2 separate regions of the Homo sapiens genome follow, and region 1 is linked to region 2. The links are chromatin loops, found by intact Hi-C in ENCODE. Cell type or tissue: mammary epithelial cell. All regions are shown on one strand. Each heading gives the region's core, and the rest is flanking DNA. Links, peaks and the distances in the headings are about the cores only. Region 1 overlaps UTP20 (UTP20 small subunit processome component). Region 2 overlaps ANO4 (anoctamin 4).

Evidence for each region. Hi-C counts contacts between places; a loop is a spot of excess contacts. Peaks named below come from ENCODE experiments on the same cell type or tissue, not always from the same donor. Only the 100,000 strongest peaks of a DNase experiment are listed, where the experiment ranks them.
Region 1: it touches region 2 in a loop (15-fold over the local background); 7 of 110 quality-filtered maps call a loop at or near these places.

The regions. Positions count from the first base shown.
Region 1 is chr12:101,322,113-101,325,039 of GRCh38, forward strand. The region is part of intron 25 of UTP20 (UTP20 small subunit processome component); the gene reads left to right. Among named protein-coding and RNA genes, the nearest start is that of UTP20, 43 kb to the left of the region's middle. In mammary epithelial cell, for the core only: a CTCF peak has its summit at 1,757 (motif pointing left); no DNase peak of the experiment used is centred there.
Region 2 is chr12:100,925,435-100,928,361 of GRCh38, forward strand. All of the region lies in intron 3 of ANO4 (anoctamin 4), which reads left to right. Among named protein-coding and RNA genes, the nearest start is that of ANO4, 130 kb to the left of the region's middle. In mammary epithelial cell, for the core only: a CTCF peak has its summit at 1,406 (motif pointing right); a DNase peak (open chromatin) is centred at 2,607; H3K27ac peaks cover 268 bases.

The DNA of each region.
Region 1 (2,927 bases), core at 325-2,824, 400 kb after region 2:
CTGAGTAGCTGGGATCACAAGCGTGCGCCACCATGCCTGGCTAATTTTTGTATTTTTAGTAGAGAAAGAGTTTCACCATGTTGGCCAGGCTGGTCTTGAACTCCTGACCTCAGGCGATCCACCCGCCTCTGCCTCCCAAAGTGCTGGGATTACAGGCGTGAGCCACTGCGCCTGGGCCCTAATATAAAGAAGATCTTACCATAGTATTATTGTGACAATAATATAATTAAATTTAATATTTTCCTAAATTTTACTGTTGAGATACAGTAGAAATATTTCACTCTGTTTTCCAAATATCATGTGATATTTAATGATGTTATTATTCCTTTAATTATAAATGGTAGAGCAAAAAGATGATCCATAAATAATACAAAGTTTATATATGCTGGGTATAAAGAAAAATGAAGCTTAAATCTTTCATCTCACCAGCTCTGGAATGATGAGAATTGGAAAGATCATGGGATTGGGATTTAACAGGTTTGCTTTTGGTCCAGCCCCCTACTGTGTAGTTCTATCAGATAGAGAAAGTCTTTTAGATCCACTGGGCTTCTGTTTCCTTAATAGGAGCTGGTTCAGATATGCTCAGGGACTCTGCTAGCACTTATCTAATGGCTCTGTTTAGTTCCATTTGTAGCCAGCATTAAGATTCCATTTATAGCAAGCTTTAAGAACTTTACTATAATAGACATAAAAATATTTGAGGGAGTGAATAAGTGAATATACAAAATTACAGTTATTGGTGGATTACAGAAACAATAAAAATAGAAAGCAGAAATCATCTTATATCCAAACACTCAAAAATAACTATCAACTTTATAATCTCAAAAACAATAGTAAATAGGAAACATCCGCAATACTTGTATATTTTAAATTTCTAAGAGTAAAAAGCAGATGGTTGTATGAAGTCCAGAGTAGTTGAATACAAGCTACCAAAAAACATCTAAATAATACACCCATACAAGTTTTTGAAAGAAAATTGAGATGATATTTTATAAAACGTTTTATAACCTTTTTTCACTTAATATTTTACAAGAATTTTCTTAGATCATGAAATGTTTCAAAATGTGATTCTTCATCATATAGACAAGCTGTCATTTACTTGTGTTGAGCATTTTGCCTGTCTGTAGTTTTTGTTGTTTATTTTGGTTTTTTTGCAAAATAGAAAATCTTACATTGAATACCTATAAATCTTATTCGATTGATGGATTAGAATAGATTCTTGATAGGAAAATTGATGAAAATTTTAAAACTTTTTGGTGTATATTACCAAATTGTTGTTCAGAACTACTTCTTTCCAACCATAAGTTTGAACCACTTTATATTCCTACCAGCAGTAGGATGCCTGTTTCACACCATTCCAACACTAGGGTGTTTGTTGTTATTATTTTTTGATTGTTTTAATTCTTGCTAATTTGTCAGTGATAAATGATATCATGTTGTATGACTTCACATATTTTAGGTTTACTAGTGAAGATGAATTGTTTTAAAAGATTATGGGTCATTTGTGTTTATTTTCTCATGAAATTTTTTTTTAATGTCTGACAACTTGTATTTTCTAAAACCAGGTAAATAATATTCCTCTCTGTTTTCTTCTCATTCTGTTTGTTTTAATTTGATTATTTTATTCATCTGGAATTTATTTTGATGTATGAAATGAAGTAAGGATTAAACCTAATTTCTTTCCAAATAGTGTTACCCAATTGTCGCAATACCATTTCACTTAAAAAATCCAGACTTTCAGCTGGACGCCCCCTGGTGGCTTACGCATGTAATCCCAGCTCTTTGGGAGGCGGAGGTGGATGGATCCCGAGGTCAGGAGTTGGAGACCAGCCTGACCAACATGGTGAAACCCCAACTCTACTAAAAATACCAAAATAAGCTGGGCGTGGTGGCACGTGCCTGTAATCCCAGCGATTTGGGAGGCTGAGGCAGGAGAATCACTTGAACCCGGGAGGTGGAGGTTGCAGTGAGCTGAGATCGCGCCACTGTACTCCAGCCTGGATGACAGAGCGAGACTCTGTCTCAAAAAAATAAAAAAATAAATAAATAAATAATAATAATTTTTTTAAAAAAGTCTAAACTTTCTCTACTGATTTGAGAGCCACATTTATTTATTTATTTATTTATTTATTTATTTATTTCAGAGACGAGGTCTCTCTCTGTCACCCAGGCTGGAAGGCAGTGGTGCCAGCACAGCTCACTGCAGCCTCGATCTCTTGGGCTCGAGCGATCCTCCCGCCTCAGCTCCCCATGTACCTGGGACTACAGGCACGTGCCAAAACGCCCAGTTAATTTTTGTATTTTTTTGTAGAGACGGAGTTTCACCAGCTGAAAATTTTTGTATTTTTTTGTAGAGATGTTGTCCCGGCTGGTCTCAAAACTCCTGAGCTCAGGCTGTCCCCCCACCTTGGCTTCCCAAAGTGCTATGATTACACACATGAGCCACCACGTCCAGCCAGAGTGCCACTTTTAATATGCACTAAATATCCATGTATAATTGACTCTTCAGTTGGCTTTTGCTGGTTTTACATTAATCTGCCTTGTTCCAATTCTGCACTGGTTTGTTTATAATAACAATCACAAATCTCATTAGTCCTTTCTTTCCAAAATATTTTGGTTTTTTCTAGAATCTAGATGAACATTTACTTTGATTTTCCCAAAGTAATTTCCCCTTTTGATTTGAGGAGAAGTTGCATCAGTATTTATATTCATTTATTCAAATCATTCCTTTTTTGTAGTCTTTCAATAAAGTGTTTTCATTTTATAACTACGTTTTGTTCTTGTAGAGGGAATTTTCCATTTTATATTTTTTAGCTTATTTTTGCTACATAACTAATTATATATAAAAGCTATTGATTTTTGTGTTATTTAGCCATCCACATGACAAAACTTTTATTAGCGTTAGTAGTTGTCATTGGGTTTTCTTG
Region 2 (2,927 bases), core at 272-2,771:
TTCTGTTCTTGTGTTAGTTTGCTGAAAATGATGGTTTCCAGTGTCATCCATGTCCTGTCGGGGGGTGGGGGGCTAGAGGAGGGATAGCATTAGGAGAAATACCTAATGTAGATGACGGGTTGATAGGTGCAGCAAACCACCATGGCACGTGTATACCTATGTAACAAACCTGCACGTTCTGCACATGTACCCCAGAACTTAAAGTATAATTAAAAAAAAAAGAATACAGAATTCTGAACATCAGTATAATTCCTCTCCTTTTTGTTAAGATTAACAAGATGATGGAAAATTTTCACTTTTTTCTTCAAATGTTGTGACTATTTATATATAGTATATATATATATATGTATGCATGTATATATGTGTGTATACATACATATACATACATACATATATATACATACATATATATACACACACACATATATATATATATGAGACCTTCAAGATCAAGCTAGAAGTGCATATGTGCATGCTTACATGTGTGTATTTCAAACATTTCTTGAGTGTCTGGGGTAGGCTGGCCATGATGGTGTTTTCCCAAAGTATCTCTTTTCAATCTTAACCCTAAGTAATAATAGATAAGATTTTCTCCATTTTAAAGGTGAAAAAACTGAATATAGCTCCCCAAGGATATATGGTTACTATGTGATAGAGTCAATATTTAATTGTATGTTCATCCTTGTTCTGCTAAATACTAAATTAAATAAAAATGATTAGGAAAAATGAACTACTTTGCATTTTTAAAGTTGTATTATATTTTCACATCTTGATGCAAGAATTTTGCCACCATGCTTCTACATTGTGAAATACATTTACAGTATTTTATCTTTTAGTGTGCATACCCTAAGTATATCCTCATCTCTTCTAAAGATGTCTCAGAGTGGCTGGCCATACTCAAGTGCTTTTTCAGATCCTCCATATTAGATGTACAGCTTATAAAAAAGAAAAGAGTTATTTTAACCATCCATCCATCTTGCCTGTCATGTGTCAGGTACTGTGCTAGGCATAATACCTTAAGGCAGTGGTGAATGTTTGGTACAAAGTCTAATTCAGGAAAAATGAAAACGTTTTCAGATCACGTCTTGTTTTGGTGTTCAACAGGAAAACAACTTGATTGCTTTTTAGGAACAGGCATTTACATGTGAAAGTATAACAAGGGTGTGTTTGTGTGTGTGTGTGTGTGTGTGTGTGTTTGTTTCTTTTCGTTGATGTTATTTGTCCCTTCCTCTCTATTCTCACCCTTCACTCTCCATTCCAAGATGGTAGTCAGGTACCTTGAACTCCTTTGTTTCAGCAGAGTTTTGTGTTAACTAAAGTTCCTGCCTTTTTTTTCTGAAAGCCTGAGCTTCCAAGACTGATGCTTGTATGGAAGAAGAAATTGCAAGAGAGATGCCCTGTAGAGGGAGCCAGGCTTCTGGTAGGGGGAATGGAAAGGGAGGGAATGGCTATGTTGCATGCCTGGGAGACTGCAGGGGAGCCACCTGAACTGTCAGTCACACAGAGAGTTCCTGGCCTGAGAAAGGAACTTAGGAGTCTCTGGGAAGGGGGCAGTCTCATCTTCCTGTTTCTTTGTTTTATCTCCAGTGCCTTGAACAGAGCATGGAGTGTGGTAGGTGCTTACTAATATTTGTTAGTGATTGAGTGAACGTGTGGAATCACTGGAGACTTGAAAGGTGGGCAGCTCAGTAGTAACCAGTGTGTCTTGGACACCTGACTGCTCTTTCTAAATGTTCTGCTCTTTACAAAACTCCTAGGACCTTTGCACAGTTCTGGATACATGAGGCAGGAAAGTGGGAGTGTCAGCAATAACTGAAATTAAATTGTCCACGAAGCCGGTGGAATGGGAACTTGCAGATAGATTTAGTTTGATGCAATGATAACAACATTACAGTGCAATTCCTACTCTTGAGTTCATCTAGTAAGATTCAAACCCTCCATCCATAGTTTAAGGAGTGGAGTGCCTACTCAAATCTTATGTACAGTAGCACCTATTAAAACAAAAATAAACAAACAAAAAGAAAAACACTGCTTTTTTAATCACCAAAGTTTTCAAATCCGAACATTTTAAGAGGTAAGCATTTTAAAATATTTCCTTCTGAAACTTGATTGAGAATCATGTCTTAAAGCTCTGCAGTCCATGAATCAGGTGTATGTGTGTGTGTATGTATGTGAGCATTTATTACATTAGCTGGCTACTGTGAAGCATGTCATTCAAAGGTTATACTGTACTTTTTCATTCTCACTTTAAATTATTTTCAATGTCCAGCCCTTTTTAGAGACCATTCATCCCCCTACCATTTGTTGCCCACCCCTCTTGTTTTGCTCCTAGTTTTTCCTTTCATGATTCCCAGCATATCTGGATATATACTGTAGGGACACTCTTGAATGGCATCCATACCCTGAAACACATGATTGTGTTGTATTCCATCAGGTTCTGATGAAGGAAAGAGGGCACAAGATAGTGTTTGCAGTGAGATCTGAGGAGTTAAAAGGATTGTGGGATCATTGTTATCCTGCAGTCTGTTTGTGCTTGCACGTGTGTCTACATAATCATATAGCTGTGCCTACATTAGGGGTGGTGTATACTTTTGTGGCTGAGGAGACTGAGTCATTTCTCAGTGACACCGAGTGAGTCACTTTGAATCTAATTCTTTAGCCCTGATTTCCAATTTTATTTTTAACCTGCATGGTCATGCCATTTCAGAGGAGCAGATGGCAGGGTATGGGGTATGGGGGTGAGCGGGGCCGGGGGGGCTGGCATATATTGAGCAGATAATCTTGTCTGGCAATTTTGTGGCTGACCTTTTACCTATGTTATTTTATTTAGTCTTTAACTCTCTTTGCCTTAATTTCCACATCTGTAAAAGGAAAATAGTAATAGTACATCTATGTAAAGCCTTTAACATAGTGCCTGGTACACAGTC